Regions from separate parts of the Homo sapiens genome. Here region 2 is linked to region 1. A link is a contact called in ENCODE Hi-C or POLR2A ChIA-PET data. All regions are on one chromosome and are shown on one strand. The core of a region is the stretch at or near the end of the contact, and the rest is flanking DNA. Distances in the headings are between cores, read along the strand shown. Region 1 has its middle 7.1 kb from the start of SLC22A16. Region 2 overlaps CDK19 (cyclin dependent kinase 19).

Region 1 (4,867 bases), core at 1,943-4,442:
TTTTTCATTGCTACATAGTATTCCATTGTCTCAATAAACCACAATTTACTTAATCATTTTCTTATTGATGGACAGGCAGGTTATAGCCAAAATCTTACTACAGCACCATTGCTATAAACTGTCCCTCTGTACATATTTGTGAGTTTTTCTAAGGTATATCTCCAGGAGTTGCTGTGTTATATGTATACCCTATAACACAACAACCCCTGGAAAACTGCTTAGAAAAACTTAAAATATTAAATATTGCCAAATTGCTTTCTAAAGTGATTATAACAATTTACCTTCCACTCAAGAGAGTATAAAAGTTCTAATGTCCCCACATCTTTGCCAATACTTGGATCATCACACTCTTAAAGATTAGTCCATTAAAGAGATGTAAAATAGTATTATATTGGGGTTTTAATTTGCATTTCTCTAATTAGTAGTGAGGTTTTACATCTTTTCATATGTTCATTGATCATTTGAGTTTTCTCTTCTGATAATTGTTTATTCATATTTTTTGCACATTTTTCTATTAAGTTATTTTTATTTATATTGATTTGTAAGTGTTCTTTGCAGAATCTGGATACCTATCTTTTGTCAGTTAAGTGTTATGAGTAATTGTGTTTTCAATCTCTTTAATGTGTCTTTTGATAATCAAAAGTTTTTAAAATTTTAATGGTGTCAAATTCATAAATGTTTTCCTTTAAGGTTTGTGATTTTGTGTCTTATTTTAAATTTTTTTCATTACCATGAGGCCACAAAAATATTCCCTTCTATTTTCTTCTAAAAGTCTGTATTAGTCCCTTTTCACGTTGCTATAAAGAAACACCTGAGATGGCGTAATTTACAAAGAAAAGAATTTTAATTGGCTCACTGTTCTGTAGGCTGTACAGGAAGCATGGTGCTGGCATCTGCTCAGCTTCTGGGGAGACCTCAGGAAACTTATAATCATAGCAGAGAGCAAAGGGCGAGCAGGCACGTCACATGGCCAGAGTGAAGCAAGAGAGGTAAAGAGCTGCTACACACTTTTGCATGCCCAGATCTCACATTAACTCACTCACTATCATGGAGAACAGCACCAAGATGTTGGTGCTAAACTATTCATGAGAAATCCCCCTCCATGATCAGTCATCTCCCACCAGCCCTCACCTCCAACATTGGGGATTACAATTCGACGTGAGATTTGGGCAAGGACACAGATCCAAACCATATCATCTTAAATCCACTGGAACAGACTGATTTGTTTGAGGTAGAGATCCAGTTTTGTTTTTTTTCTCATATAGATGACAAATTGTACCAGCCCCATTTATTGACTACTCCATCCTTTTCCTGCATTACCATCTCTGCCATCTACAAAGTTTCTATTTATGTGTGGGTTTATTCTGGGATCTCTAACTCTGTTCCATTGGTCTATTTATTTACCCCTGTGCCCATGTGTCTTTATTATTTATTATAGCTTTACACAATTTGCTCCAATCAGTCTTTCACCCTTCCTACTCCAAAATCGTTCTTATCAAAGTCACCATGATCTGTATGTTGCCAATTTTGTTAATTCTTAATATTTATTTAACTTAATCTCCATTGTCAAATAATAATTATTTCAAAAAGTGAAATCATGGCTCACATACAAATATAAAATGAATACATGTAAATGATTTTATTTTACTCACTAATGAGGGAACCGGTAAGATGTTACAACCAGTTTAAAGAAGTTAATGAAACTCACATACAAAAGCAATAAGGAATGCTATTCTAAATTTACAAATACAGTTGCACATTGCAAAACAACATTTTGGTCAACAATGGACCCCATATATGTTGGTATTCCCATAGGGTATAATGGAGCTGAAAAATTCCTGTTGCCTTGTAACATCATAGCTGTCCTAACATCATAGCACAATGCATTACGCAATGTATTTGTGGTGATGCTGGTGTAAACCAATTCACCGTACTACCAGTTGTATAAACGCATAGCACATACAACTATGTACAGTGCATAGGACTTGATAATGATCATAAGCAACTGTATTACTAGTTTACGTATTTACTATACTGTACATTCATCATTATTTTAGAGTGTACTCATCGTACTTATAAAAAAAGTTAGCTGTAGGCCGGGCTTGGTGGCTCATGCCTGTAATCCCAACACTTTGGGAGGCCAAGGCAGGCAGATCACCTGAGGTTGAGAGTTTGAGACCAGCCTGTCCAACATGGAGAAACCCCGTCTCTGCAAAAAATACAAAATTAGCCAGGCGTGGTGGCGGGTGCCTGTAATCCCAGCTACTCGGGAGGCTGAGGCAGGAGAATCGCTTGAACCCGGGAGGCAGAGGTTGCGGTGAGCCAAGATCACGCATTGCACTCCAGCCTGGGCAACAAAAGTGAAACTCTGTCTCAAAAGAAAAAAAAAAGTTAGCTGTAAAACAGCCTAAGATAAGTCCTTCAGGAGGTGCTCCAGAAGATGGCATTGTTGTCATAGGAGACGACAGCCCCAAGGATATTATTGCCCTTGAAGACATTCCAGTGGGACAAGGAGTAGAGGTGGAAGGCAGTGATATTGATAATCCTTACCCTGTGTGGCCTAGGCTAATGTATGTGTTTCTGTCTTCATTTTTAACAAAAAAGTTTAAAAAGTAAAAAAAAAAAAATTTAAATTAAAAAAGTTTATAGAATGAGGATATAAAGAACAAATATTTTTATACAGCTGTACAATGTGTTTGTGTATTAAGCCAAATATTATTAGAAAACAGTCAACAAGATTGTTAAAATTTAAAAGTTCATAGGATAAAAATGTTACGGTAATCTAAGGTTAATTTATTATTGAAGAAAGAAAAAAACGTTAAATATATTTAATGTAGCCTAGGTGTACAGTGTTTATAAAATCTACCATCAGGTACAATAATGTCCTAAGCCTTCACATTTACTATCTCTCACTCACTGGCTCCCCCAGGGCAGCTTCCAGTCCTGTAAGCTCCATTCATAGTAAGTGCACTACATACATGTAGCATTTCAAATCTTTTTTACTGTATTTCTACTGTGCCTTTTAAATATTTAGATATGTTTAGATGCAGAAATATTCACCACTGTGTTCCAATTGCCTACAGCATTCAGTTCAGTAACATGCTGTTCAGGTTTGTAGCCTCGAAGCAATAGGCTCTACCCTACAGCCTGGTGTGTAGTGGGCTATACCATCTAGGTTTGTGTAAGCACACTGTATGATGTTTGCACAATGACAAAATTGCCTAACAATACCGCATTTCTTAGAACATATCCTTGTGGTTAAGCATCACATGATTATAGATGCAAAACTGGTTTATTCACAGGGCAATTGCATTCTACCAATTCCACCAGTGCAATTAATTGCATTGTACTGGACATAATTTGTTTTCATAGACAAGAATCATTTGCATTATTGTCAGTTTTCTACAACTTAAAAAGTTGTAAAATAGCTCAAAAGCAATGAAAAATAAATATAACCCTGAAGGGTATACTAGACAGAACACTCAATTTTTTTGTCCATTTCAGTGTATTTCACAACGTTTATTGGCACCATAATATTGGTTTGTCCTTCTTGAAACATCTTCCATCTCCCATGCCACCCCAATCTCTTAATTTGCCTGTTCCCTTGCTGCTTGTTATATCTCATTCTCTTAGATCCCTCTCCTCTTCCCAATTTCTAAGTGTTGGGTGCCCCAAGGCTCTGAGTTCTTCTCTTTTCTTTTTACAGTCTACCTAGGTAATACCACCTCGTCTAAGATTTGGCAAACTATATCCTATGGGCCAAAATCTGACCCACTATCTGCTTTCTAAAATAAAGTTTTATTGGAACATGGTCATGATCATTCATTCACATATTGTCTATGGCTGCTTTCATATTATAATGGCAGAGTTGAGTGGTTGGGACAATCCTAAAACACTTACCATCTTGTTCTTTACAGACAATCTTAATGGCTTTCAAAACATACATTGATAATCCCCAGAGTTACATGTCCAACATGACCTCATCCCAGCACTCTAGACTTGTTAACACCTCCACCTTCTCCACATCTCCACCACACATCCCAAAGCCACATTTCACCGTGGCCACCCTCACTCCTGTTCCTCTCCAGCACTTCCCATCTCGGTAAATGACATCCCTGTCCTTGAGTTGCTCAGGCCAAAACCCTTGGTGTCTTTTACTACTCCTCTTTTGCTTTCACACTCCATATCCTTTTCCATTAGAAAATTCTGGTTGCTCTTCCTTTATAATAGACCCCGATTCTGTTATACTCTGTCTCTCCCAGCTGCTCTCCTTGCTTCCTCCCTCACCCCACATAGCAGGAAATAGAATCCAGATCAAGTCCCTCCCTTGCTCAGCTGCTTCCTATCATGCTCAGAAAAAAATGCAAAGTCCGGCCACAGCTCTGGCTGCTTCTTTGACCCACCTCCCTACCACTCTTTCTCAACTCCTGCTCCACTCCAGCCACACTGGCATCCTTGCTCATCCTCAAAGACAGCAAACACAGTAAACACCCACCTCCCTAGTCTCTGGATTTTTCGCGTGCTATTCCTCTGCCTGAAACTTCTGGTCCTGGAGAGCCACGTGGCTCATTTCCTCACTTCAGTCAGGTCATTGTTCTCTGCTCCTCCTAAAATATCAGTCCTCATCATTTTCTAGCCCCTTACCATGCTACCTTGTTTTGTTTTTCTTCAACCTAATTATATATATATGTAATACATATATAATATGTGCATTCTGATATCATTACTCTCAAATACGAGCTCCACGAGAGCAAGCATTTTGACATATAATAGGTGCTCAATAAATATATGTTGAATAAATGAATGAATGGACATAGTCCAAGCAGAGGGAATAATAAAACAAACTGTAAGCAATTTCCTAAAAGCA
Region 2 (5,158 bases), core at 1,278-3,777, 330 kb after region 1:
AAAAGAACACATTAATTTCCCTTAGGCCTCAAAAAGTTTTTGAAGGCTTGCATTACAAAAATGACAAACCAGTTAAACATAAACAGATGTCTACTTCATTTACTAAGTGTTAAAGATACTTAATTTTTTACCATAAACCCATAAAACCAAAATTTGTCCTAAAATGTATTTAAATACTGGTATTTTCTAAGCATCTCTATAAAATAGCTAGTAAAAGCACAGAAGACAGATTACTAGTCTAGCAATTCTAAAAGAGCTGGCCTAAGAGAAAATATTTATTTCTCAAAAATATGCCTATTTTCCTTAGCAATATCTAATATCTGTTCAAAGAAATGGGGCCAGGCGTGGTGGCTCACACTTGTAATCCCGGCACTTTGGGAGGCCGAGGCAAGTGGATCATGAGGTCAGGAGATTTAGACCATCCTGGCTAACACGGGGAAACCCCATCTCTACTAAAAATACAAAAAAAAAAAAAAATTAGCCGGGCATGGTGGTGGGCGCCTGTAGTCCCAGCTACTCGGGAGGCTGAGGCAGGAGAATGGCATGAACCCAGGAGGCGCAGCTTGCAGTGAGCCGAGACTGCGCCACTGCACTCCAGCCTGGGAGACAGCGAGACTCCATCTCAAAAAAAAAAAAAAGAAATGGGCCAGGCACAGTGACTCATGTCTGTAATCCCAGCACTTTGGGAGGCTGAAGCAGAAGGATCACTGGAGCCCAGGAGTTCGAGACCAGCCTGGGCAACACAGTGAACACAGTGAGACCTCGTCTCTACAAAACAACAACAAAAATTAGCCAGCACGTGCATCTGTGGTCCTAGCTACGCAAGAGCCTGAGGCAGGAGGATCACTTGAGCCCAGGAGTTCAAGGCTACAGTCAGCTACGACTGCACGACAGCACTCCAGCCTTGGTGATAGAGTGAGACAGTCTCAAGTGAAAAAAATGAAAAAAGAAATTTATCAACTGTTTGGAAAAGCAGTACATTTCTTAGAAAAAATACATTAGAAGTATTTACATCTAACCACCTATTTCATATAACATTACTGTATTTCAGGCTTTCAAAGCAATTACTAAAAACTTCGTTTTTTAAGAAAAGTAAATAAACTTGCGTTTTTAAAGGAATTTGGTCTGCTTTTAAAATCAGTGGAGCATCTTTACCAATTAAAGGCATTTTTAATTGAATATAATTTTGTGTATTATGTGACCAACTCTGTACAAGGCACTGGACAGAATGATGATCCTTTTGCAGCTAGTAATTTATGAGGCATATTAGTATCACTTACAGTGACTTTACATATGTAAGAACAAAGGGGTAGAAACACAGCTGAGGAGTACACCGAGTGATTAAGAGAAGGCTTCAAGGAGGAAAGCTATTTGAGTTGGGTATTGAAGTATGAGTTTTACAGGTTTGTAAGGATAAGGGAAAAGGGGGAGGGAAGAATGGCACAGCAACACCATTCTAAAGTGAATGTAGAACAAAGAAAATGAGACATGAAAGGACTTAAGTACCAGAAAATACGAGTTCAATGCTACAGAAGTATATAGCTTAAATGCAACTGGAAAAAAGAAATGGTGGCAGGTATAAAGACTACAGACTTCAGGGTCTGAATGTAAATGTCTTTACATGACAAACTAAGGAATTAAAATTGGATCTAAGTCTCAAGTATGAATCATGCAAGGAGAGAAGAGAAAGAGATGAGATTGGATCTGATAGTATAAGCCATAGCAAACGTATAGCTTTCCAAAAAGAGATATGACATGATTGATTTTATAGGAAAATGACACTAGCAGCAATTTGGATCTTGGACTATAGTGAGAGACCAACCAGCTACTATCCAAATCAGAAATAATGGCCAAAAGTGTTGACAGTGAGGATGAAGAAAAAAACAGATGAAAAGCAGCAGCATGGCCAGGTAAGGTGGCTCACGCCTATAATCCCAGCACTTTGGGAGGCCGAGGCAGGTGGATCACCTGAGGTTGGGAGTTCGAGACCAGCCTAACCAACATGGAGAAACCCCATCTCTATTAAAAATACAAAATCAGCCAGGCGTGGTGGTGCATGCCTGTAATCCCAGCTACTCAGGAGGCTGAGGCAGGACAATCGCTGGAACCCAAGAGGCGGAGGTTGCAGTGAGCTGAGATCGCACAATTGCACTCCAGCCTGGGCAACAAGAGCAAACTCCATCTCAAAAAAAAAAAAGAAAAGAAAAAAGAAAAGCAGCAGCTACATGTAGTAGAATCTACAGTCCTGCACTCCCACTTTGTAAATGTCCTGTATATGTGATAATTTCCCTTTTCCATATTTTTTTTTGGTATAAATGCACTTTTGGCATGCAAAAAGGTTTATACAGTAAGTTATCAAGACTGGAGGTAAGATGGCCTTTTTTTGTTTTTCCTCCCATGGTATTAGGAAGGAAAATGCAAGAACTCTTGAGTTAGATGTGGATTACAGGCTATCTCTGCTGTGACACTATGAGCATGACAGTTAACCTCTCAAAGCTCTAGGTTTCTCATTTGTAAAAAGAGGAAATTGAACTAGATGATCTAAAACTTTGGAAAGTTCTAATCCTCTGATGATACTGACAAATCTTTAATCTTCTGTAAGTGTCCAACAAAAATGCAAATACAATAATCTAACTACAAACCGATTGTGAAAAACCCATCAAACACAGGCAAATACTATTGTACCTATTAGCTATATGCATCTACATGTACTCATTGTGAAGAATTTCATGACATACATTAAGTTATGTAGTCATCAACCACTCATTTGAAACCCTGACAAAACAAACTCTGTAAGCTGTGTCAGCCATGCAAGGCACCACGCTCGGCTAATTTTTGTATTTTTAGAAGAGACGGGGTTTCGTCTTGTTGGCCAGGCTGGTCTCCTGGTCTCAGGTGATCCACCTGCCTCGGCTTCCCAAAGTGCTGGGATTAAAGGTGTGAGCCACGGCGCCCGGCCAACAAAAGAACTTTTTAACAATATTCCTTTATCGATCAAATTTTTAAATGTTTCTAACTGGAAAAATGCAGTCTTGAAATTTGTAACCATAAATTGTCATGTGCGACTTCTTAATAATGAAGAAAATTTATTTTATGAATTCTTGCTTGTATTAAAAAGTTCAGAAATATTCTGAACTTGTTTCTCTTCAAGAGTAACATTTGGCTGGGTGTGGTGGCATGAGCCTGTAATGCCAGCACTTTGGGAAGCCAGGAGTTCAAGACCAACCTGAACAACACAGCAAGACCCTGTCTGTAAAACGAAAAAACAAAAAAAGAACAACTTTTAAACCGGATTTTTTTTTTTTTTTAAAGTAAAAGAGAGTTGGAGGTCCAGCATGATGGCTCACACTTGTAATCCCAGCATTTTGGGAGGCTGAGACAGGAAGATCACTTGAGCCCAGGAGTTCAAGACTAGCTCTGGCAACACAGCAAGACCCGGTCTCTACAAAAAATATTCAAAAGTATAAATATTAAATAAAAAGGAGAGTTGGGTCAAAAGCCTCTCTTCCTGCAAAACAAAAAGGTGAACAAATAACTTTTTTTTTTTTTTGAGACAGAGTCTCGCTCTGTCGCCCTGGCTGGAGTGCAGTGGCGGGATCTCGGCTCACTGCAAGCTCCACCTCCCGGGTTCACGCCATTGTCCTGCCTCAGCCTCCCGAGCAGCTGGGACTACAAGTACCCGCCACCATGCCCGGCTAATTCCTTTTGTATTTTTAATAGAGACGGGGTTTCACCATGTTCACCAGGATGGTCTCGATCTCCTGACCTCGTGATCCACCCGCCTCGGCCTCCCAAAGTGCTGGGATTACAGGCGTGAGCCACCGCACCCGACCCAGAGAATATTTTTAATTAAAGGTGAAAAACTCAGATGTAAATCTTGCATTTCCAGCCTCTTATAAATTTGTGATATAATTAATATTGCCTAAAGTCATACTTCAAGGGAAATAACATTTTGCTAACTGTAGTATTAAACTTTTCTAATGATATTTTATTTCTTCTAATGTTTCTTCTAAAGACCTGAACAATGTTTTGGTTATATACTACATTATATATACCAGAATCATTTATCTTTAATGTAACCTATGTGATTTCTGGCTCCCTAAAATAGCATTATGCATTTTCTGAGTTAACCAAAATAAAATCTAGAAAGAGCTAAACTGTAATCTACCATGATCGGAGTGTAAAATCCTTTACTATGCAAATCTGCCCACTGTTTAAAACAGTAAAAAAAAAAAAAAAAAAAAATTTAACATGAACCCAAAGGACACAGATGTTCTTTCAAATTGCTGGTATCAATGAACATAAAATTAATCCCACTACCAACCCACAAGAGACGTGGGTGTTTACTGTAAAGTTGCAAATCTCAACCAGATCTTTCATCCAGGAAAAAAGCCTTTATTACGGTTTTTCTTATACGTAATACAGTGATTTAAACTAATGCTTTCAGATCCTGAGAGGTTTTTTTTTTTTTTAGAAAAAAAGCATTATATTTTGAAGACACACAAACTAATCTTACTCTAGTAAAGAAGCTTTATTAATTCTAATTAACAAATTTCACTCAAAAAGGAAGTGTATTCGAATCAAGTACTTTATTAGAGGGGAAAAATATTCAAAAAGAATAGAAGCAAGAATTATCTGGTTTTTGTTGTAAGCCCATACTATTCAAATACAATTCAGAAGCAGAATTTTTAACTTCTCAAAAGTTCCCTAATAAAAGAAAGCTATTTTAACAAAAAAAACACTAAGATACATTTTTTAAAACCAAAAGTATACCACAAAGTTAGCATGAGGAGTATGGGAAAAACCCACCTCAGATTTATTAACAATGTCCAAACGGAAAACTGGATGTGCTTTCCCCAAATATAACTGATAAAATTCCCACAAGAACACTAGTATAACAGGTGGAGTGGATATTCCAAAACCAAAATATGTTAATTATAGTATCTCACATTCCATGATAAGCATTCAAGGACACCTGGTAATTAAAGGAATTATGAGAAACAACTGAGTACCTTAAGGCCTGTTCAGTTACAAAAGAAAAAAAAAATTCTGCAATAATAATAATCCTTTACACTTGGATAGCACTTTGCAATTTTCACGATACCTTATGACAAAACACTTTATAATAGAGTTGTTTTATGAAGTTAGTGCATACGCA

The links. Hi-C counts contacts between places; a loop is a spot of excess contacts on that map. ChIA-PET counts read pairs that join two places held with the same protein, here RNA polymerase II (POLR2A). Pooled maps may share reads with other maps.
Region 2: a loop to region 1 is called in a pooled map, with 3 times the contacts of the local background. The contact joins two enhancer-like sites. A Hi-C loop is called at or near these places in 1 of 50 pooled maps. POLR2A ChIA-PET finds 5 or more read pairs at or near these places in 3 of 52 experiments (PC-3, PC-9 and Panc1).

Annotation. Positions count from the first base shown.
Region 1 is chr6:110,481,304-110,486,170 of GRCh38, forward strand. No RefSeq gene overlaps it. Among named protein-coding and RNA genes, the nearest start is that of SLC22A16, 7.1 kb to the left of the region's middle. Within about 2 kb of position 3,193, at least 2 of the 41 ENCODE cell types and tissues checked have a DNase peak (open chromatin) inside an H3K27ac peak, as active enhancers do.
Region 2 is chr6:110,808,589-110,813,746 of GRCh38, forward strand. The region is part of intron 1 of CDK19 (cyclin dependent kinase 19); the gene reads right to left. Among named protein-coding and RNA genes, the nearest start is that of CDK19, 4.3 kb to the right of the region's middle. Within about 2 kb of position 2,528, at least 3 of the 41 ENCODE cell types and tissues checked have a DNase peak (open chromatin) inside an H3K27ac peak, as active enhancers do.